Linked DNA regions of Homo sapiens: region 1 is linked to region 2. A link is an interaction called in ENCODE POLR2A ChIA-PET data of the cell type or tissue named here. Cell type or tissue: PC-3. All regions are shown on one strand. Links, peaks and the distances in the headings refer to the core of each region. The heading gives the core; the rest is flanking DNA.

What was found. ChIA-PET counts read pairs that join two places held together with the same protein. Peaks named below come from ENCODE experiments on the same cell type or tissue, not always from the same donor. Only the 100,000 strongest peaks of a DNase experiment are listed, where the experiment ranks them.
Region 1: POLR2A ChIA-PET joins it to region 2 with 5 read pairs; 3 of 35 experiments call an interaction of 5 or more read pairs at or near these places.

The regions. Positions count from the first base shown.
Region 1 is chr1:13,670,116-13,682,305 of GRCh38, forward strand. It overlaps LOC105378612 (a long non-coding RNA gene), which reads left to right and starts at 79. Exons shown (of 3, transcript XR_946968.2): 1 at 79-536; 2 at 1,415-1,601; 3 at 4,126-4,603. In PC-3, for the core only: no CTCF peak of the experiment used is centred there; no DNase peak of the experiment used is centred there.
Region 2 is chr1:13,516,241-13,528,430 of GRCh38, forward strand. LOC107984918 (a long non-coding RNA gene) reads left to right here. Exons shown (of 3, transcript XR_001737896.2): 3 at 1-24. Among named protein-coding and RNA genes, the nearest start is that of LRRC38, 8.3 kb to the left of the region's middle. RefSeq lists an enhancer at 5,289-6,488. In PC-3, for the core only: no CTCF peak of the experiment used is centred there; a DNase peak (open chromatin) is centred at 8,011; H3K27ac peaks cover 1,000 bases.

The DNA of each region.
Region 1 (12,190 bases), core at 3,728-6,227, 150 kb after region 2:
TAAAAGCATTCCTATTTCTCCACAGCCTCGGCAGCATCTGTTGTTTCTTGACTTTTTAATAATCAAGAAGGCCTACATCTTTCGTTGATGATGGACAGGTTGAACCAAAATCTGGTTCCAAATCCAGTTGGTTTTGTCTTGTATTTCTTACTAGTTGATATATTGGTCAGTCTGCTTTCTGTTGCAAGTGATAAACCTCAAATTAGCTTAATTTTTAAAAAAGGAATTCATTGACTTGTGTAATAAAAAAGTTCAGGGATACATCTAACTTCAGGCACGATGTCATCAAGAAACGGTCCCTCTTCATCTCTTGACTGCCTGTTTTTGTTTTTGTTTTCTGTGTTGCCTTTATTCTAGGCCTCTGTTCCAGTGATGGCAAAGATGACCCCAAGCTGCTCCAGACTCACGTGCCTTACTGCCTATGCTTTGAAAACGACAGAGAGTGTTCCTTTCACAGAAAACCCTGTGGCCGGGTGTGGTGGCTCATGCCTGTAATCCCAGTACTTTGGGAGGCCAAGGTGGGCAGATCACCTGAGGTAGGGAGTTCAAGACCAGCCCGATCAATATGGAGAAACCCTGTCTCTACTAAAAATACAAAAAATAATTAGCCGGGCGTGGTGGCACATGCCTTGTAATCCCAGCTACTTGGGAGGCTGAGGCAGGAGAATCGCTTGAACCTGGGAGGTGGAGGTTGCAGTGAGCCGAGGTCGCACCATTGCCCTCCAGCCTGTGCAACAAGAGCGAAACTCCGTCTCAAAACAAGAACAACAACAACAAAAAACAACCCTGCAAAAATCTCCCACAGGGCAGATGAATCACTGATCCGTCTTCCCAGATGTAAAGCCATCGCCATGCCCTAGAAATGCTGAGCTCATTGGACAGGTAGCCATCCCTCAAGCACGGGAGGGCGTCTACATGGACCACACAGCCTGGAAGCAGGGAGGGGTAATTTCCCAAGAAAAATGTAGGATGCTGCTGTCAAAAAAAGTGGGGCCTGTCTGGGTGTGGTGGCTCACGCCTGTAATCCTCTCACTTTGGGAGGCCGAGGCGGGCGGATCACCTGAGGTCAGGAGTTTGAGACCAGCCTGGCCAACATGGTGAAACCCTGTCTCTACTAAAAATACAAAAATTAGCCAGGTGTGGTGATGTGCGCCTGTAATCCCAGCTACTCGGGAGGTTGAGGCAGGAGAATGGCTTGAACTCGGGAGGTGGAGGTTGCAGTGAGCCGAGATCGTGCTACTGCGCTCCAGCCTGGGCAACGAGCAAGACTCCATCTGAAAAAAAAAAAAAAAAGTGGGACATAATGCCTCATAGGTAAAAACAACACTTGTCCACTTCATATACTAACTTAAAAGTTCCTAATTCATAATTTGTGACATTGAGAATGGCAGCAAGCATTTGGTGGCTCTCCCAGGCAGCTCTGAAGATGCAGCTAGAACAAGGACTAGAAATCACAGACCGATCTCTCAGGGAAGTCTCCTTCCCAGGCTGCTTCCCAGGCTCACCCAACCAGCAAGTCCATTTGAAGCTGGAAGATTCTGTGTCCATTTGGGAGGTAGTCAACTATGAATTCCTCTCTCCACTTTGGCTGCTATTGTCAGGTAAGCATTCCTTTTTGTTGTGTTGCATTTGAATGTGTTACTAAGATTATTTCCAATAATACTTCATTGAGTTACTTCTTCATGGAGTATAGAAAATTCCTGATTTTTTTTTTTTGTACTTTTTAGTGGAGAGGGGGTTTCACTGTGTTAGCCAGGATGGTCTCGATCTTCTGACCTTGTGATCCGCCCGCCTCAGCCTCCCAAAGTGCTGGGATTACAGGCATGAGCCACCACGCCCGGCCTTTTTTTTTTTTTTTTTTTTTTTGTGAGACAGTGTCTCGCTTTGTCGCCCAGGCTAGAGTGCAGTGGTGTGACCTCAGCTCACTGCAACCTCCGCCTCCTGGGTTCAAGCGATTCTCCTGCCTCAGCCTCCCAGGTAGCTGGGACTACAGGTGCCCACCACCACACCCGGCTAATTTTTGTATTTTTAGTAGAGACAGGGTTTCATCATGTTGGCCAGGCTGGTCTCAAACTCCTGACCTCAGGTGATCCGCCTGCCTTAGCCTCCCAAAGTGCTGGGATTACAGGCGTGAGCCACTGCACCCAGCCTGAAAATTACTGATTTGTAAGGAAGAAGAAATCAAACTCTTTATGATTAGACCAGGTGCATCACAATTTGATCTTAAAAATCTGAACCTCTTATAGCTTCAGTGCTAAAATCATGCAGTGTCATCCCTTGAGTAGGAGGCTCAGGTTGGCTGTGAAACTCAACACACACAGCACCAGTCTTGATAGAAGTCGTTCTGATTGTATTATCAGAGCAAGGAAGAAATATTTTTATTATCATTCAGTGTTGAGAATGTTTTAGTTTCCCTTTTGTTTCCTCTACAATCTATGAGTTGTTTCTTTCTTCTTTTTTTTTTTTTTCTTTTTTGAGATGGAGTCTCGCTCTGTCACCCAGGCTGGAGTGCAATGGCACGATCTTGGCTCACTGCAACCTCCGCCTCCTGGGTTCAAGCGATTCTCCTGCCTCAGCCTCCCAAGTAGCTGGGATTACAGGCATGTGCCACCATGCCCGGCTCCTTTTGTATTTTTAGTAGAGACGGAGTTTCTCCATGTTGGTCAGGCTGGTCTCGAACTCCCGACCTCAGGTGATCCACCCCCCCTCGGCCTCCCAAAGTGCTGAGATTACAGGAATGAGCCATCGCGCCCAGCCAAGTTGTTTCTTAAAGTTATTTAGTTTTCCAGACATATGGTATTGCTGTGGTCATCTTTTGTTATTAAATCCTAATTTTATTGCATTATAGCTGAAAAACCTGGTCAATATGTTATGTATGATCCTGTTCCCTTGGAATTTATTGAGGTTTCTTTTATGGCCTAATTTATGGTCTATTTTTATTAATATTTTTTCCATATGTACTCAAAAATGTGCAGAAAAAGATGATATATTCTGGCCAGGCACAGTGGTTCATGCCTGTAATCCCAGCACTTCAGGAGGCCAAGGCAGGAGGATGGCTTGAGCTCGGGAGTTCAAGACCAGCCTGGGTAACAGCAAAATCCCATCTCTACAAAAAGTATTCATAAGGCCGGGCGCGGTGGCTCACGCCTGTAATCCCAGCACTTTGGGAGGCCGAGGCGGGTAGATCATGAAGTCAGGAGATCGAGACCATCCTGGCTAACAAGGTGAAACCCCGTCTCTACTAAAAATATAAAAAATTAGCCGGGCGCGGTGGCGGGCGCCTGTAGTCCCAGCTACTCGGGAGGCTGAGGCAGGAGAATGGCGTGAACCCGGGAAGCGGAGCTTGCAGTGAGCCGAGATTGCGCCACTGCAGTCCGCAGTCCGGCCTGGGCGACAGAGCGAGACTCCGTCTCAAAAAAAAAAAAAGTATTCATAAAAAAATTAGCCAGGCTTGGTGGCATGTGCCTGTGGTCCCAGCTACTCAGAAGGCTGAGGTGGGAGGATGGCTTGAGCCTAGGAGGCGGAGGTTGCAGTGAGCTGAGATCACACCACTGCACTTCAGCCTGGGCAACAGTGTGAGACTCTGTCTCAGAAAAAAAAAAAAAAAGGTATATTCTATTCTTTAATATACAGAGTTTCTTCTCCCTCTCACAACTGTATACATACATATTATACAAACATATATTAATATAAGTAATATGTATTCTATATAAACATATGCATGTGTACATATGTTTATATATGTATATTTATATAGCTTGAATTTATTAATTATATTTTTTAGATCTTTGCTATCTGTGTTTTTTTCCCAAAGAGAAGTTTTTGTTTTTCTTTTTAAGAGACTATGGGTCTTGCTGTGTTGCCCAGGCTGGACTCAAGCTCCTGGACTCAAATGATCCTCCTGCCTCAGTCTCTAGAGTAGCTGGGACTAGAGGTGGGCACCACCATGCCCAGCTTTTATCTGTATTTTTGATCTCCTTGTCCTATGAGTTTCTATGAAGGTTTGTTGACATCTCTAATGATACCTCTTGATTCATCTATGTTTTAAAACTCATTACTCATTGCTTGATAAATGTTGGAGCCGTAGAGTTAGCAGCATGTATGCTTACAATTGTACACTCTCAGTGAGAAGCAGGATGAAGAGGAGGCAGTTTGTCTGGACTGAGATCCACGAACCCTGGGAATCTGGAGGCAGAGGGTATTGTTGAGATGACCAGAAAGCAGCCAGTTGGCCCACATCTATTTCATCAAGTCCTCAGCCCAGTGGAGGTTTGTGCTGCCCTCAGACACCAGTGACCTGGGATTTCTGCAGTCAAGAGGGAGCTAATAATGGTGCCAGGGTCACTTGGGGGAAGAAGCAAGAGCAGGACTTAAGATCTTTCCCCCAGTCTGAGCTCTTCATGCCACCGCCAGCTGCTTCTGCCCCGGCTGGAATCACCAACATCCCACAGCCCCTCCTGGGCAGCTTCAGTTAGGATGTCTAACTTCAGTTCCTGTTTTCGTTTGTTTGTGGAAACCATACTCTCTGTTTTTTAAGAAATCGTTTCTCACAGGAGGCTGAGGCAGGAGAATCGCTTGAACTTGGGAGGAGGAGGTTGTGGTGAGCTCAGATCATGCCATTGCACTCCAGCCTGGGCAACAAGAGTGAAACTCCATCTCACAAAATAAAATAAAATAAAATAAAATAAAATAAAATATAAAATAAAAATCATTTCTCCAAGGTTGATTTTGGGGGCAAGGAAACTGCAACCTGCACTGGTTTGCCATTTTGACACAAATCAGAAAAATTACCCCTGCATCCAAAAAAAAAAAAAAGGTGTTCACTTAGTTTTCCCTTCAGTCATCTGTGGTACTTTCCTTCTCAGCCTATGTATTCAAAGTGTACTTACAGCTTAGTTTATTGCACCACATGCTCAAAGGATGTAATTCAGTGATAGAGATTTGATTATCTTTGCAATTTTAAAAATGAAGGTAGAGTTGGCATACCATAAAATCACTCCATTAAACTACACAATCCAGTGATTCTTAGCATATGCAGGAAGTTGGACAGCAATCACCAAATTGCAGAAAATTTTCATCACCCCAAAAGAATTGCAGAAAACGTGCATCACCCCATTTGCAGTCATTTCTTTCTGTCCTCAGCCCTGGCAACCACACATCTATTTTCTGTCTCTGTGGATTTGATTTGGTATTTTGGCTAATTTGTATACGTGCAATCATACAATATGTGGCTTTTGTGTCTGGCTTCTTTCACTAGTATAATGTTTTCAAGGTTCATTCTTACTGACTATTGGTGCTTCATTCTGTTTTACAACTAAATAATTTGCATTTTTGGGCTATTAGAAATGATGCTGTATTGAATCTCTGTGTGCAAATTTTTGTGTGAACATATGTTTTCGATTTTCTTGGATATTTATCTAGAAGTAGAATTGCTGGGTCACACAGGAACTCTTATGTTTAACTTTTTGAGGACCTGCCAGACTATTTTCCAAAGCAGCTGCATTATTTTACATTCCCATCAGCAATGAATGAAGGTTCCAATTTCCCACATCGTTGTCAACATTTGCTATTGTCTGCCTTTTTGGTGATAGCCATGTCAGTGGTGTGAAGTAGTATCTTATAGTGGTTTTGATTTGCATATCCCTAAAGACAAATGAAATTGAACATCTTTTCATGGGTTTATTAGTCATTTGTATATCTTCTTTGGAGAAATGTCTATACAAATCCTTGGCCCCTTTAAAAATGGGGCTATTATTCTTTTTATTGTTGATTTGTAACAGTTCTTTATATATTCTGGAGATCGGACCCTTATCAGATATATGATTTATAAATATTTTCTCCCATTGTCTGGGTTGCTTTGTACTTTCTTAATAATGTCCTTTGATGCACAGGAGTTTTAATTTTTTTTTTGGACTAGGGTCTTGCTCTGTTGCCCAGGCTGAAGTGCAGTGGTGCAATCTTGGCCCACTTCAACTTCTGCCTCCCAGGCTCAAGTGATCCTCCCATCTCAGCCTCCCGAGTAGCTGGGACTACAGGCACCCACCACCATGCCTGGCTAATTTTTGTATTTTTTGTGAAGATTGGGTTTCGCCATGTTGCCCAGGCTTGAACTCCTGAGCTCAAGCAATCCACCTGCCTCAGCCTTCAAAACTGCTGGGATTACAGGCATGAGCCACTGCTCCCAGCCAAGAGTTTTTAATTTTGATGAAGTTCGAGTTATTTGTTTTTTTCTTTAGTTGTTTTTGCTTTTGTTATCACATCTAAGACACCATTGCCTACCAAATGCTATAGAGATTTACTCCTCTGTTTTCTTCTACAAGTTCTATGGTTTTATCTCTTACATTTAAGTATTTTGAGTTAATTTTTTTTTTTTTTTTTTTTGAGATGAAGTTTTGCTTTTGTTGCCCAGGCTGGAGTGTGGAGTACAATGGCGTGATCTTGGCTCACTGCAGCCTCTGCCTCCTGGGTTCAAGCAATTCTCCTGCCTCAGCCTCCCGAGCAGCTGGGATTACAGGCATGCGCCGCCATGCCCGGCTAATTTTGTATTTTTAGTAGAGACGAGGTTTCTCTGTGTTTGTCAGGCTGGTCCCAATTGAGTTAAATTTTATGTACAGTGTGAGAAGTAGGTGTGTTGTTCCATTTTGCATTACTATAAAGGAATACCTGAGGCTGGGTAATTTATCAAGAAAAGAGGTTTATTTGGCTCATGGTTCTGCAGGCTGTATAGGAAACATGGCACCAGCATCTGCTTCTGGTGAGGAGCTCAGAAAGCTTCCACTCATGGTGGAAGGTGAAGAGGGAGCAGGTGTGTCACAGGGTAAGAGAAGGAGTTTGTTGGAGGATAGTACCATACTCTTAAACAGCCAGATCTCCTGTGAACTCAGAGCAAGAACTCACTCATTACCATGAGGATGGCACCAAGCCATTCATGAGGGATCCACCCCCAAGATCCAACACCTCCCACCAGCTCTACCTCCGACACTGGGGATTACATTTCAACATGAGATTTGGAGGGGACAAGCATCCAAACCATATCAGTTGGGGGTCCAACCTCACTTTTTGCATGTGGCTATGCAGTTGTTCCAGCACCATTTGTTGAAAAGATTATTCTTTCCCCATTGAATTTTCTTGGCAATGTCAAAAATCAATTGACCATAACTGTATGGGTTTATTTCCAGTCTCTGGATTCTATTCCACTGATGCATGTCTGTTCCTATGCCACCATCACACTTTTTTTTTGAGATTGGATCTTACTATATTGCCCAGGCTGGAATCAAACTCCTGGATTCAAGCAACTCTCCCACCTCAGCCTCCTAAGTGGTTGAGACTACAAGTGTGCACCACTGTGCCAAGCTTTTATTTTCAAATTGTATATATTTAAGGTGTACAGTATGATGTTTTGATATACATATACAGAGTAAAATGATTACTATAGTCAAGAAAAGATTACTACAATCAAGCCAATTAACATATCCATCATCTCACATAGTTAACTTTCTTTTTTATGGTAAGAGCACCTAAAATTGTCTCTCTTAGCAAATTCTCAGTATATATAATACAAAATTATTAACTGTAGTACTCATGGTGTGCATTAGATCCCTAGACTTATATTCATAACTGCAACTGTGTGCCCTTTGACTTGTGTCTCCTCATTCTTTCCCTCAAATCCTGCCTCTGGTAACCACTGTGTTACTCTCTGTTTCTATGTATTTGACTTTTTTTAAAAAGATTCCACATATGTGAGAGATGATACAATATTTTTCTTTCTGTATCTGGCTTATTTCACTTAACATAATGTCTTCCAGTTTCATCCATGTTCTTGAAAATGGCAGGATCTCCTTTTTATGGCTGAATAATATTCTGTTGCCTATATATGCCACAAATCATCATCCAGTCATCCATTAAACGACACTTAGGTTGTTTCCAGTACTGCACTCTTGATTGCTGTAGCTTTGTAGTAACTTTTGAAACCAAGTAACCAAGTAAGAATCCTCTACCTTTGTTCTTCTTTTCTGAGGTTGTTACATCAGTATTTGATATTTGAATATTTCATGCAGACAGCATGGATTACAATGACATCTGTTTCTTTTTACTCTTTCAGTAATTGCCACTAGAAAATTTAAGATTATGTATATGGCTCACATTCTATTTTGATTGGACAGCACTGATCTGAGGTAGGGCAGGTTCCTGGGATTGGATGTTCTGGGCTGGGATCTTTTGTGATTCTCTCGGCCCTTCTCTCTTTTCTGTGTAAGTGTTATGCTCAAGCTGTTTCATGTAACGTCACAAGTGACTGCAGGTAAAATTGGGGTGACATTCTTTTTTGTTCATGTCTAACAGGAAAGAGGAAAAGAGAAAAACAGACTATCAATTGTGGGATTTTAGCTCTTCCCTTCACTTGAATTGTCTCCAGAAATAATCATATGTCCAATCCCAGTACAATAACAGCTTCCAGGAGAATGGCACTGTATTAGTCCGTTCTCATGCTGCTAATAAAGACTTACCTGAGACTGGCTAATTTATAAAGGAAAAGGTTTAATGGACTCATAGTTCCAAATGACTGGGGAGGCCTCACAATCATGGTGGAAGGCAAAGGAGGAGCAAAGTCACGTCTTACATGGTGGCAGGCAAGAGAGAGCATGTGTAGGGGAACTGCCCTTTATAAAACCATCAGATCTCTTGAACCTTATTCACTATCATGAGAACAGCACAGGAAAGACCCACCCCATGATTCAATTACATCCCACCAGGTCCCTCCCACAACACGTGGGAATTATGGGAGCTACAATTCAAGATGAGATTTGGGTGGGGACACAGCAAAGCCATATGAGGCACACACTGATTGGCTGCATTCTGATTTTCCCACCTATTATAGAAAAAGGAGTGGGATTATCATGATTAGATTAGCCTATTCCAGCTCCACCTCCAAGACGATATCCTCTTGGGGAGGACAACTGAACAAAATATGGCTTCTGTTATGTAAGCAAAAAAGGTGAAGACAACCTGGGCAGACAAACAGCAGAGTCTGCTCCATCTAATTTCAAACTTCTTTCTGTTGGTGTTTCTCTACTTAAAGAAGCAGGGTTATTCATTCTATTCATCTTTATATCCCTAGCAGCTAACATGGAACTCATGATGGTGGAGGTCATCTGACTCTGGTGGTAACAAAGCTTCATTGATGAGTTTTGGGGTTCCCATGGACAGCAAGCAGATCTCATATAACTGAAGATCCTAGCTTCTTTCTCAGGTTTCCTGCAGTGTTTATTTGGAATTTAACTTCTAATGCAGACAAGAAAATAGAATCAAGGGGCCAGAGCTAAAGTGTCTTCACATTGTATCTTTTTTTGGTGTTTCTAACTGGATCTGTGATTTAAAGTTAAAACATTAATCTGTAAGTTCATACAGACCCTGGTTCCATAGTAAAAAGCTGATGGCAGGTACAGCTTGCTTTCTAGATCTTACTGAGGTTAGGCACAGAATTTAGCTTTGATAACCAACTTCTCCATCTCTAGTTCATTCTGCTGTCATGTGACACCATACCTTCCCACAGGGTGGCTCCTCTCTACCCCATAGCCATATTACTTGACTGCTTTCTTCCCAACTTTATTGCCACCAAACTCATTTTCTTCTAATTGGAAAAACAGTTTCTTCGGAAATCATTTTCTCTGCCAAGGTTGGCGTCAGTTTCATTTTCCTGCATACTTTCCATGGGTTTGTTTGAATTACAGATGGCTTAACCTCTCATCTCAGTCTCTTCCAGCATCAGTACCTCAGAGCTCTTGGAAATAACTTGATCCTCGGAAAAACAAAACTCCACTTTCTAGTCTGACTTTCAGTATCATTCATAAATTGCCAGTGTTGCATGGAATTTTCCTGCCTGATCTCTAAATGGAAAAGAGAGTCATGGTATTGGGAACAAAAATTGGCAATTTGATTTTGATTTTTTTTTTTTTGAGATGGAGTCTCACTTCGTTGCCAGGCTGGAGTGCAGTGGTGCAATCTCGGCTCACTGCAATCTCCACCTTCTGGGTTCAAGTGATTCCCCTGCCTCAGCCTCTTGAGTAGCTGGGATTATAGGCGCCTGCCACCACGCCCGGCTAATTTTTTGTATTTTAGTAGAGACGGGTTTTCACCATGTTGGCCAGGATAGTCTTGATCTCCTGACCTCGTGATCTGCCTGCCTTGGCCTCCCAAAGTGCTGAGATTACAGGTGTGAGCCACCGCGCCCGGTCTTTGATTTTGATTTTTAAGAATTTTTTTCCTTTGTAAAGAATTTTAGGCCAAGCATGGTGGCTTATGTCTGTAATCCCAGCGCTTTGGGAGGCCGAGGTGGGAGGACGGCTTGAGCTCAGGAGTTTGAGACCAGACTGGGCAACATGGCAAAATCCCATCTCTACCAAAAATAGAAAAAAATCAGCCAGGCATGTGCTTGTAGTCTCAGCTACCCAGGAGGCTGAGGTGGGAGGATTGCTTGAGCCTGGAAAATCAAGGCTTCAGTGAGCCATGATTATGCCACTGTACTCCAGCCTGGGCAATGGAGTGAAACTTCATCTCATAAATTTTTTTTTAACCTTTAACATAGTTTTATCCCTGAAATGCTGAGAGAAGTAATAATCATGAGATACTTTCATGCATTTTTATTATCTTGGCAAGATTCAGCTTAGCTTCAGCCTTGTTCTGGCTTCTGGCTCTCTGCCAAAGTGAGGGGTGCTCTTCACTTTCATATTCAAGAAGACACAATTTTTTTTTTTTTTTGAGACGGAGTCTCACTTTGTCGCCCAGGCTGGACTGCAGTGGCGTGATCTCGGCTCACTGCAAGTTCCGCCTCCCAGGTTCACGCCATTCTCCTGCCTCAACCTCCCGAGTAACTGGGACTACAGGCGCCCGCCACCACGCCTGGCTAATTTTTTGTATTTTTAGTAGAGACGGGGGTTTCACTGTGTTAGCTAGGATGGTCTCAATCTCCTGACCTCGTGATCCGCCCACCTCGGCCTCCCAAAGTGCTGGGATTACAGGCATGAGCCACCGTGCCCCGCCAAGGAGATACAATTTTTACAGCACACTGAACTCATAATCCCACCCCTCCCATATTCAATCCACAAACATGTTGAGTACCCGCTATGGGTAAGGCACTGTGGCAGAGGTAGAGGAGATATCCCTCTTTGATGAACACATGCCACCATGTCCTACTATGTGAGAGATTCCATCATAAATGGCTTATTTTTATGTGCATTGTCTCTAACTTCATAACCTCCCACTGAGGCAAGTATTATTGTTATTAAACCTTTGGCACTATCATTGTTATTCATGGAGAGCTTGTAAGGTTTAGTGACTTGTCCAAGGTCACACAGCTAGTAAGTGGTGGAGGCAGAATTTAAACCCAAGACTACTAAGTGCAGAGCGTAAAGCTGACTTTCACACTGCTATGAAGAAATACCCAAGACTGGGTAATTTATAAAGGAAAGAGGTTTAATTGACTCACAGTTCTGCATGTCTGGGGAGGCCTCAGGAAATTTACAATCATGGTGGAAGGGGAAGCAAACACATCCTGCTTCACAAGGCGGCAGGAGAGAGGAGTGCCAAGCAAAGGGGGAAAAGCCCCTTATAAAACCATCAGCTTTCATGGGAACTAATTCACTATCATGAGACCAGCATGGGGGAAACTGCCCCCATGATCCAATGACTGCCCACCGGGTCCCTCCTATGACACATGAACTACAGTTCAGGATGAGATTTGGGTGGGGACACAGCCAAACTATCTCAGGTACTAATTAAAAAGTGCTTTAAACAGATGCCTATTGCAGGAGACCCAAGAAGGAGGGCTTCCACCTGGGAGGTCAGGAAAGGTTTCTCAAAGAAAAAGGCAGTAAATTGAATTGTGAAGGCTAAGAACATATTTAGGAAGCAGAAATAGAGGAAAAGAATTCTGAGGAGCAGTCATATTCTGAGCAAAGTTATGCAAGTCTGTGATGGGTTAGAGGAAAAGTGTGAACTGGAATTTGATGCATCTGGATGTGTAAGGTGTCAAGTCTGGACAGGGAGGTGAAATAGATCTGTGGAAAGATCACAAAAGGATTAGGAAAGCATCAGAGAAGGGGTGATTTGAGATGTGAGGGAAGGGAAATGGGAGGAATAGATTTCTGCTCCCGAGGAAGATGAGTGTCAAGATTGATATTGTCTGACTGAAGAT
Region 2 (12,190 bases), core at 6,554-9,053:
CAATAAAAGTGGCCACAAATCTTGCGATGGCAGGAACAATTTGTTTCCTCGAGTGTCCCCCAAAGTTCCTTGGATCCAAATGTAAGCATTCTTTTCATTAATATCAGCAGAACTAGACATGGTTGGGCTTTGTAGGGAGCAGGGAGGTATCTCAGATTCCAGAGCTCCCATCCCTTGGGGGAAATACAAGCTTTGCCACCTCTAAATTTTTCCCCCAACAAATAAAACAGAGCCATGACCTCAGCAAGGTCACAATATGAGTCAGTGATAGGCGCTAGAAATAGAACACAGGCATTCTGAGTCCCCACCTGCACCATTCACCAATTCACCCACTCACCCCCTCTCCAGGAAGGGAATCTCTTACCCTTGAGGGCAAACATTGCAGGTAACAAACATTGCAGGTAACAGGGAGGAACGTTGAGAGATTCCACTTGTCAGCTCTGTCTCCGTATGTATTCTCAGAGTCTGCACACTTTGTAATTCCTATTCAAAAGGCTCAAAGCAGGAGCGTGGCAAATACCCAAGGTATCCCTATGATTTAAACACCTGACGTCATGCCTTCCCCATCCCCCACCCCCAGCGGAATCCTCACTCCTCCCTGTGTTCTCCGAACTACAGAGCACGTCATGTCTCACTCTCCATCCCTGTCCAATTTCCCATGAGGTTGGGCCTTGGGAAGCTATGTGCAAGGCGGTCCCCAGGAAACCCACCACGCGATGCCAGGTTGCTGTAAGCAAGAAAAATTCAATAAGAAGAATATCCCCCTTTGTTCACCAGACTGACATCTAAATTAGCCAAAATCCTATGCCTTAAGTCGTAAACAAGATGCTGCCAGTATTTTATGTGCAGAAGTTGAATTTAGGTGCAAATGCTAGGTTTGAATAAGAGTATGGCTGGTGTCTGGTGATGTCATTTGCGTTACTGGCGTATTTCACCTCTGATCAGCACCTGACTGGCCTGGCCAGGGAGCGTGAGGACATCTCATGGGCCCCAGGAAAGGAGACACTCTCTAGCCTTTTACTTGGGGCAGCCTGCCTCGATGGAACAGGCTCCCTGCTCCACAGACACAATTGCGACTTTGTCACCAGCCCGTTAACTGGCTGCAACAGCAGCTCCATGTTCCCGTCCCACGGCCGCTGCCCTTTTTAGCTACCACCGCTAGGGAGCACCACCTGCGGCTCGCACTGCTCAAAACTGAGCGCTTCTCTCAACGCAGTTTACTCTCTGGAGCAAGGCTGGACCCCACGTTTTAGAAGAAAAACTCCCGCCCCTAGTTTTGCCTCTGGAAGCAGGAAATGAATCTTTCACCAGCCTAAATGGGAGCCAGGGTGGTGGTAGCCGTTGGGAATGTGGGTTTGAAGTTAAACAGATCTTGGGCAAGTTGTTTAACTTTTCTAAGCCTCAGTTTTCCCATCTAGGAAATGGGATAATAGTAATGTCTATTTCACGGGGTTGTTACGAGGATGAAATGAGGTGTCTGTTGAGGGCTTAGCAGTGAGACCTACACGTAGTGGAAACACAATACATGGTAACTGCATGATGATCTATTTCTCTCTCTTTCCACATGGAGCAAATAAAGGTTTCGTGTAGACAGATATTCCTCAGATAAAGAGCTGACGTGTTTGTTTCTCTGGAATATACTGACTAGTGATGCCCTAACATTCTAGGGTCAGCTGTAGTAACTCTCCCTGCCCTGAACCACTCCCTTCTCCACGTGTAGCCCATCTGAGACAGACACAGACACACATACCCCTGAGCCCTCTCCAGCTCTGGTTGACTTTGTGATCACAGTTATGGGGGCGCGGCTTCCCTCCCTCTGGCCCGCTAGCTTGGTTGGTCTGAGCGTGGGCAGGCTAATGAGACTGAGGACACAGGGTCAGTCTCTCAGCCTGGTACAAGGAGACATCTGCTCTCTGCTCACAGCCGGGGCTCCTAATGCTGGCCAGCCATCCAGCAAGTGTGCGACCTTGGGTAGGGTTGGAGGAGGGTGGAGAGAGTTTCACCCTGTCTGTCTCAGGAGGAGAAAAACGAGAATCCAAAGCGCCATCCTCCCATAGGTACAAGTTGCAAGCCCTGGGAAACCTGGGAGTCATCCCCAGTTCCTCGTTGTGTGACCCTCTCTGGATCCACTGGCAAGCCCCCCTTGCCTCTACTCTGCATCTCCACCACTACCTCCTGAACCCAAACCAGCATCGTCTTTTACAGCAGCCGCTGGCTGGCCAGCTGGCTCCCACTCTTGCCCATCCCCCACCCACACAATACTTAAGGAAGCCAAAGTGACCCTTTGAAAATACACGTCAGATCAAGTCACCTCCCTGCTTAGACACCTCCAGTGACTTCCTGTGAGTGGCAGGCAGCCTTCTAAGATGACCCCCAATGATCCCCACCTCCAGGTATTCCTTGAGTGGAGGTGGGACCCTGACTTGCTTCTAACAAATAGAATATGGCAGAGGCAATGAAGGTCAATTCTGTGTTCAGGTTCTGTCTTGTGGGTAGACTGTGTCATCTCCCTGAACGATTTGTCTCCTGCACAATTTGATGAGGAAAGCTATTCTGTTGGAGAGACCCTCATGGTGAGGAACAGGGTTGGGGGTGCTCAGATCAATAGCCCCCTGAGGAGCTGAATCCTGCCAACAACCACGGGAGCTTGAAGTGGGGCCTTCCCCAGTTGAACCCAGAGAGACTACAGCCCAGCCAACACCTTGACTGCAACCTGTGACACTCCCTGAAGCAGAAGACCCAGAGAAAGCCTTCCCAGACTCCTGACCTGCAGAAACTGTGAGCTTTGAAATGTGTTTTGTTTAAAACTGCTAAAAGGGGGTAATTTGTTACACAGCAATAGCTAACTGATACACTAAGGAACTTGGAACAAGAGCCCACCAGATCCTGCATGGCCTGGCTCCGTGTTCCTTCCCCCACCCCCCTAATTTGGGACCCCTCTTCTCTTGGTTCACCACACTCTAGTCTTTTCATACATGCAATTCCTCATGTTTGTTTCCACCACCAGAGCTTTGCCCTTTGCTGTGCCCTCCACTGGAAGTACTTCCTTCCCAGCTCCTGGCATGGTTGGTGCCATTTGGTCATTTGGGCTTTCTCAGCCCATATGTCACCTCCCCAAACTGGCATTCACTGACCTCATATCTTTCTCCAGTCAATCTCCCTTGTCTTCCTAAGTTGCTTCCCTTCTTTTCCTGGCTTCAACTTGTTTATTATTACCCCCTGGCATTTCTCAGCTTGCTGGTTTGTTTACTTATTCACGCTACTTTCCACCACTAAAATGGAACCTCTATAAGGGCCAATCTTTTTATTCATTCATTCTTTCTTATTTATTTATTTAGAGATAGGTTCTTACTCTGTCACGCAGGCTGAAGTCCAGTGGGGCAATCATGGCTCACTGCAGTCCCAACCTCCCAGGCTCAAGAGCTCCTCCCACCTCAGCCTCCCAAGTAGCTGGCACTACAGGCACATGCTACCACACCTGGCTAATTTTTTTTTTTTTTTTTTTTTTTTTTTTTTACTTTTTGCAGTGATTGGGGGTCTCACTATGTTGCCCAGGCTGGTCTCAAACTCCTGGGCTCAAGTTATCCTCCTGCCTCAGTCTCCCAAAGTACTGAGATTACAGACGTGAGCCACTGTGCCAAGTCAGGCTCGATACTTTATTCCAGTTCCTAGAATCAGCCCCAGAACACTCAAGAATTGATTAACTAATTGTCACCTGTAAATGATGCCTGTCAACTAGGCTACCAGTTTCTCAGCAGTATCTCACCTGGAGAAACTCATTCATCGTTTCTGGTAGAGCAAGGAACTTCATCCCTCCAAAGACAGCCTTGGCTCTATTTCCCAGGAAGGAATGAGATTTACATGGAGAGCACAAAGCACTCCAACTGTACCCCTGAAGTAGCCTGGGAGTTTGGGGCTCCCCCAAACACATATCTAGTTCCTCTTCATCAAAAGCATGTGGCACCCCATAAATGATGTCATCATGTCCACCTTTGCGCCTTTATTCATACCCTCTTCCTGGCTTGCCTCCCACCATGTTCCCAGTTTGCTTAATGAAATTTGGCCTCCTCCAAGAAGTCCTTCTAGAATTACCCTGAACAATTCCCTGGTCCCCTTTATTCTCCATTCCAGGAGACTAAGTGCTGTGCTAGGTATGGAGCATAAAGAGGGCGCGGGTGTAGCCTCATGCTCAAGGAGCTCAGGGCTCAAGAGACAGCCACAAGAAGAAATAACCACTGTTTCATTAGAGTTGGGACTTATGTGTTGGTCTCTAAAACTCGAATTCATATAGTGTTATTAAGTATACCAAAATAGAAGCTGTACATTTGGGTAGAGTCAGAGCTAAAACCCTTGGCCCTTGAGCCAGTTAGCCCATATTCAGATCCCGGCTCCATCCCTTCTAAGCTGCTGTTCTGCAAGTGAAGTCATCGCCATAAGCTTCGGTTGTTTCATCTGTAAAATGGAGACCCGCCGTATCTACCTCATAGGGTTACTGTGAAGATTCAATGAGATAATATACAAATTAGCATTCGGCACAGCACCTGTGGGATTCTCAATACATAGTAGCATCTGAAGGTGGGAACATTCTCATCCATTTGGACACCTCCAGCAAAAAACTTTTCTTGCCTGCTTAATATTCTAAAGGAAGGCATTGAACTGGGTCCCGGGGAGACCAAGACAGAGTAGACAGCCTCAGTTCTCAGGTGACTCACAACCTCCTTGAAGAGACAGGCCACCCGCAGCAAGGACTTGTCCTGTACAGTAACTGCCAAACAAGTACTGTGGGTTAATAAATGTCGCAGGCATTTGGAGGAGTCAGGGATGTCTGGGCCAGGATGATTGGAGAAAGCCACATCTTGACACAGCGGACCGTATTTTCCAAATCAGCTCTCGGAGCATACGGCCATGTGGCTTCACGCTTCTCTACCCCAGCGCACAGGCTTCCCTGCCAGTCCACTTGGCAGGCCCCTGCTCACTCTCAAAAATGACATGCGTTCCTCCGTAAGCCTTCGGCCTCCCCACGTACAGCCAAATTATTTTCTCCCTGGTATCTTTCCTCCGTTGTGTTACTGTCCCTTGCATGCAGTGTGGTATTTATTGATAACATGTTTCTCTCCTTTCCTGGATTATTACTTGGCTCTAGTGTGAGAAAGAACAGGTCCTCCTGAGCAAAGACCGTGTCTTCTCCGTGTTTATATCCTGGAACCCAGCATAGGACCCCACACAGGGCAGGTGCCCAAGGTATCTTTGCCAAATGAACGAATGAGCGCATGCGTGACAAGCAAATGCTTCTGCCGTGTGGAATGATTGGCAGACCAAGCATTTGAGGTCAGGATTGCTTTGGAAGGCTCTAAAGGTGTGGGTCTCTATGATGCTGCTGCTGTACTATCTGTTTAACCCCGCAAATACTGCAGAAGGCGGCCTCAGGACTTCCCCTCCTTCCTCATGATCTCCTCTCCTGATAATAATGATAGTGACCTGTGCGCTCTCACACCCATATGCAACACTGCAAAGACCCCTTACTCCCATGCTCTCAAGTGAGCCTCACAGCAGCTGTGTCGGGGGCCCACGTCTTTGTGCCCATTTTACAAAAACCTCTGGTGGGTGGCTGATTACTCACCCTTTCACAGCTGAGTAGCCCTAAGGATACTTGACATTTCAAACCCAAAGACAAGTTTCCTGAGCTCCTTTTGCAGCCCTTGTGGAAATCTACAGCGCAGGGTTATCTAATGATGGGAGGTCATTAGTGGCTGTTGATCGCATGGACTGACTGATTAGAGGTAGGGCCTCAGAGCCTGGAGTTTTACATTTTATTTTGGATCAATAAAATAAAAATTTAACAGCTGAAACACTGCTCAGCAAACATATCTGATTGCTGAGCAGTATTTCCGCTGTCATGACTGGCTGCTGAGCAGTATTTCCGCTGTCATGACTGGCTGCTGAGCAGTATTTCCGCTGTCATGACTGGCTGCTGAGCAGTATTTCCGCTGTCATGACTGGCTGCTGAGCAGTATTTCTGCTGTCATGACTGGCTGCTGAGCAGTATTTCCGCTGTCATGACTGGCCTCCTCTGCCCTCCCCCGGCCCATCCTGCAGACGTGAGCACACACTCATGTGCACGCACCTCCCTCCTTCCAGGTAAGTCTTTCTGAAACAGCGGAATACAAAATGGCATAACCCAAAGGTAGAATTGTATAAAGCCACCAGAATTCTTTCTAGTACATGCGGAGGCACACACAAGGCTGTTTTCTATAAATTTGTGTGCAATTTGCATACATTTGCATATGCTCCCAAAGCTATCTCATTGAGTTCTTGAAACAGGTAACAGGTAAAGCCACTCCACCTATGCCAGCCAATGGCAGAAGTAGAGACACATTTGCCATCCAGGCAGCCGTGGCTTCTTCTACCCTGTAAGTTATTCTAAATTAGCATAAAATCATTGTTAAGTATTAATATTACTGAAGACCCCAAAGGCTGGAGAAAACATGACATGGATGCAATCATAATAATAGTGCTGCCCGGCACAGGGGCTCACACCTGTAATCTCAGCACTTTGGGAGGCTGAGGCGGGTGGATCATGAGGTCAGGAGATCAAGACCATCCTCGCTAACACAGTGAAACCCTGTCTCTACTAAAAATACCAAAAAAAAAAAACAATTAGCTGGGCGTGGTGGCATGTGCCTGTGGTCCCAACTACTTGGGAGGCTGAGGCAGGAGAATCTCTCGAACCCAGGAGGCAGAGGTTGCGGTGAGCCAACATCGCGCCACTTCACTCCAGCCGGGGTGACAGAGCAAGACTCCGTCTCAAAATAATAATAATAATAGTGGTAATAATAATCTCTAATACTGAGCACATATATGTCAGGCATTTCTCTATGAGCTGTGAATATATTATCTTAATCTCCTCAATAATCCAAAAGGTAGGTCCAATTATTACCATTTTACTGGTGAGGAAGCTGAGATCCACAAGGTTGAGGCCACATGGCTTGTCAGTGATTCAAACACAGGCATTCTGACTCCATTCATTTATGGGCCAGTATTAGTTTAAGCACCTACTATGAGCCAGATATTATTCTAGGCACTAGGAACACTGCAGTGAAGGAAAAAGACCAAGTCTCAGTTGTCACAAAGCATTAGTATGTGTAAGTTAGGGTAAGGTTGGGTGGGAACAAATAGACTCCAAAATTTATTAAAGAACAAAGAAGTGAATTTCTTTTTTCTTTTCTTTCTTTTTTTTTGAGACAAAGTCTCACTCCGTGGCCCAGGCTGGAATGCAATGACACCATCTCAGCTCACTGCAACCTCCGCCTTCCAGGCTCAAGTGATTCTCTTGCCTCAGTCTCCCGAGTAGCCGGAATTACAGGTGAGCACCACGACGCCTGGCTACTTTTTGTATTTTCTGTAGAGACAGGCTTCCGCCATGTTGGTCAAGCTGGTCTCGAGCTCCTGACCTCAAGTGATCTGCCCGCCTTGGCCTCCTAAAGTGCTGTGATAACAGGCGTGAGCCCCAGCATCCGGCCTGAATTTCTTTCTTGAGTAGTAATTCAAGGCATATGTCCCAGACTGATGGACAATCTTGCCCTAGCCACATGGTCATGTGGAAAACCCTGGTCCCTTGCACATCATTGCTCTTCTAAGCACCTAGGACACTGTCTTCACCTGCTTAGGTGAGGCTGGGCTGCTGCCACATCCTTGTGTAGCCACGGGAAGGTGGAAGGGAATTCGGAGAGGCCACGCCTACCATGCTCAAGCCCGGGCCTGGGAGGGGCAGCATTTGTTTCTGTTTCCTTTCTGTAAGTGAGAACCTAGGCCTGTGGACCCATCCTGCTTCAAAAAGGGTTAAGGAATGGGGTTTAATCAAGAGCCAGGGAAAAAGGGAGAATGGATTTGGTTGGGCAACCAGCAGCCTTTGCCATGAAATGACAGTCACAAGGCAAATACATTTGTTGGATGATGTCACAGAGCAATAAAGGCAACGAAGATAAAGCAGAGGAAGGGCTGGGGAAGGATGGGGTCACATTTTTAGACACAGTCATCAGCTCTTAATCACCATCCTTAACTGACCCCTCATTCCACCCATCCTCACAGTGACAATGACGAAGGCTTAGGAGAGCCTCAAGCACTTCCTGAACCAAATAAGGTCAACTTATGTCCAGCCGAGTAGCCAGGTACCCTGGCCAAGCAAGAGTTTACTAGACTAGACTTGACCTTCGTAGAGTCTCTCATGCCTTTTGTCAAGGAATTTTTATTTATTAGTCATTTTATTTTCATTAAAAAAAACTTTTAGAGTAGCTAAGGAATGTATTGTCATCTCCCTTTGATGAAAGGAGAACTTAAGGCTTGAAAATGTTCAGATAAAAAACAAACAATTAGTCCAGGTGCAGTGGCTCACGCCTGTAATCCCAGCACTTTGGGAGGCCGAGGCAGGTGGATCACGAGGTCAGGAGTTCAAGACCAGCCTGGCCAATATGGTGAAACCCTGTCTCTACTAAAAATACAAAAATTAGCTGGGCATGATGGTGCACTCCTGTAGTCCCAGCTACTCAGGAGGCTGAGGCAGGAGAATCACCTGAACCCGGGAGGTGGAGGTTGCAGTGAGCCGAGATCGTGCCACTGCACTCCAGCCTGGGCTACAGAGTGAGACTCCACCTCAAAAACAAAAGCAAAACAAAACTATTGAGCTCCTATATCTGTATCCCAAAGCTCCAGTGCCTTGTGATACAAAGGCAAATGGGAAGTAGTTCCCTAGAAAACTTGACGTGTAGTGTGGTATGCAGACGTAGAAGCAAATAATTTTTCAAAATATACAATAATAAAAGTGTGTACAAAATACAGCAGTACAGAGGAGGAAGGGAATAATAATTCTACTTGGGTGGAAAGGATCAAGAGAAGGTATTACAGTAGAGGTGATGGCTGACCAGGGTTTTGAAGGATGAATATGAGTTCTCTAAGCAGATGGGGAATCTGTTCTAGGTAAGGAAAATATGTTCCAGAGAGAGAAAACTGCATACATAAAGGCATAGAGGTCTAACAGTATGAAATGTTTCATGAATTTGGCTATGAACATTTGAGAAGGGCTCACTAAACCTTTACAGTGGGTGCTAGAAAATAACCCAGGTCTCCCAATTCCTAGTCCATATTAGTTTCTGACCTTTTTTGGCAGCCATCCCAGGGTCTGATGGCTATGCACAAGCATTTCACACTTAACCTTTGCCAAAGGGCCAAGAAGCAGTATGTACAAGCATTTTAAAAGCTGTGATCACAAATCTGCAATTTCCACTCATTCATCCAACGATGCCTACAAAGTGCTTTCTAAGTGGATTCCAACATATGGACTCACCCATTGGGGATACAATGGCACACCTGGGTAAGCCTGATACCCAAGATGAGAGATGGGGCAGAAGAGGAGCTGCGGAGGGGCTGGAGAGGGGCTGAGCTGCACTGGGAAAACCAGTATATTTTGCAGGGTCGGGAATCTGGACTTTGTTCTGAGCTCCTGAAAGGCTTTAATCTGGGAAGAGACATAACCAGGTGTGCGTTTTTGTTGTTGTTTTTTTTTGTTTGTTTGTTTTTTTTTTTTGGAGACGGAGTCTCTCTCTGTCGCCCAGGCTAGAGTGCAGTGGCGCGATCTCTGCTTACTGCAAGCTCCGCCTCCCGGGTTCACGCCGTTCTCCTGCCTCAGCCTCCCGGTAGCTGGGACTACAGGCGCCCGCCATCACGCCTGGCTAATTTTTTTGTATTTTTAGTAGAGACGCAATTTCACAGTGTTAGCCAGGATGGTCTCGATCTCATGACCTTGCGATCCACCCAAAGTGCTGGGATTACAGGCGTGAGCCACCGCGCCTGGCCCGGGTGTGCATTTTAGGGAGCTGACACTGGACGCAGTATAGGGGTTGAACTGGAAGGAGAGCCAGTTTTGGAAGATGCTTTCAGAAATTCAAGGTAGGAATAACCTCACCCTGCCCTCCTAGTAATCTGCCCAAGAGAAAAGAAAACGTAAGCTCACCCGTGACACCCAGGCTAATGCTCCCAGCAGCACAATTCATAATAGCCAGAAACTGGAAACAGCCCAAACAGTCTTTAGCTGATGAATGGATAAAACAAAATGTGGCATATCCATTCAGTGGAATACTCTGCAGCAATAAAAAAGAGCAAACTACTAGTGCATGTCACAACATGGATGGACCTCAAAAACGTGGTGTTAAGAAGCCCAGACGAGGAAGACTACATACTGTATGATTCCATGTCTGTGAAATGCTCAGAAAAGGCAAATATGCAGAGACAGACAGCAGACCTGTCTGGGGCATGGAGTGGGGATTAACTGTACTCAAGCACAAGAAAACTTTCCAGGGTGATAAAAATGTTCCAAAACTGAGGCTGGGCACAGTGGTTCATGCTTGTAATCCCAGCACTTTGGGAGGCCAAAGTGGGCAGATCACTTGAGGTCAGGAGTTCGAGACCATCCTGGCCAACATGGTGAAACCCCGTGTCTACCAAAAATACAAAAATATACAAAAATTAGCTGGACATGGTTGTGCATGCCTGTAGCCCCACTACTCAGGAGGCTGAGGCAGGAGAATCGCTTGAACCCAGGAGGTGGAGGTTCTGAGCTGAGATTGCACTACTGCAACCTCCGCCTCCTGGGTTCAAGTGATTCTCCTGCCTCAGCCTCCCAAGTAGCTGGGACTGCAGGCACACGCCACCACACGCAGCTAATTTTTTGTATTTTTAGTAAAGACAGGGTTTCACCATGTTGGCCAGGATGGTCTTGATCTCTTGACCTCATGATCCACCTGCTTCAGCTCCCAGAGTGCTGGGATTACAGGCGTCAGCCACTGCACTCAGCCAGAAATCCTGTTGGTTATATTATTTTATAGCTGGGTGTGGTGGCTCCCCGCACTTTGGGAGGCCAAGGCGGGAGAATCAGTTGAGCCCAGGAGTTCGAGATCAGCCTGGACAACATGGTGAACCCCCGTCTCTACTAAAAATACAAAAATTAGCCAGGTGTGGTGGTGTACTCCTTTAGTCCTAGCTACTCGGGAGGCTGAAGTGGGAGGATCACTTGAGCCTGGGGAGGTCAAGGCAATAATGAGCTGTGATCATTCCACTGTATTCTAGCCTAGGTGACAGAGTGAGACCCCGTCTCAAAAATTTAAAGAAAAAAAAAGGGGGCCGGGCGCAGTGGCTCACGCCTGTAATCCCAGCACTTTGGGAGGCTGAGGCGGGCGGATCGCGAGGTCAGGAGGTCGAGACAATCCTGGCTAACACGGTGAAACCCCGTCTCTACTAAAAATACAAAAAAATTAGCCGGGCGTGGTGGCAGGCGCCTGTAGTCCCAGCCACTGGGGAGGCTGAGGCAGGAGAATGGCGTGAACCCGGGAGGCGGAGCTTGCAGTGAGGCGAGATCGTGCCACTGCACTCCAGCCTGGGCAACAGAGCGAGACTCCGTCTCAAAGAAAAAAAAATGATAGTTTTAGAAGACTATTTAATGATATAAAAAGTCATACAATTAAGTGAAAATCAACGGTTTACAAAACCTTACGTGGGGTGTAGTTCTAATTTTGTTTTATAGACACACACAGAGACAAAATAGAATAAATATTAACCGAGCATATCTCTAAGTGGAATCTGATAATCCAGAAAAAGATACTCAAACCAAAGAAAAAACTTCTCCTGACTCACCTTCACCTTTAAAGTGAGTCCAAACACTGATCAAAGATTTCAGTGTCCAGATGTGACCTCATGAGGACAGGGTCTTTCCACCTTCATCTCCGGCCCCCCTCTCTCCTGCTTACCAACGTGCTCGTCATTCTTCCCTCTGTGCCTTCACCGTGCTATTATTCTAACCCCTCTTGCCTGCCTGGGATAGAACAGGACAGGAAAGGACAGAAAAGGTGTGTGGGGTGAGACTTCAGAGCGTGTGGAGAGTGAAAGGGTTGGAGCCTGCGAACAGCTGTGCAGAATTAAGCAAATTGGAGAGAAGAGAACCAGAAAGAGAGAGGAGAGAGAAACTGAATGTGCCTAACCCAGCCTCTTTTCTCTTCCTTTGGAGGCTTGTTCTCCTCCCACCTGGGGGTTTGCAGAGGTGGCTCCACCTTAGGAGTGGGGAGGCCCACGCTGGCCCCACTCTGCCTATATCCAGGCAGGTACATCTGTGTGTTTCCATTGCAGAATATGCGCTTGCTTTCAG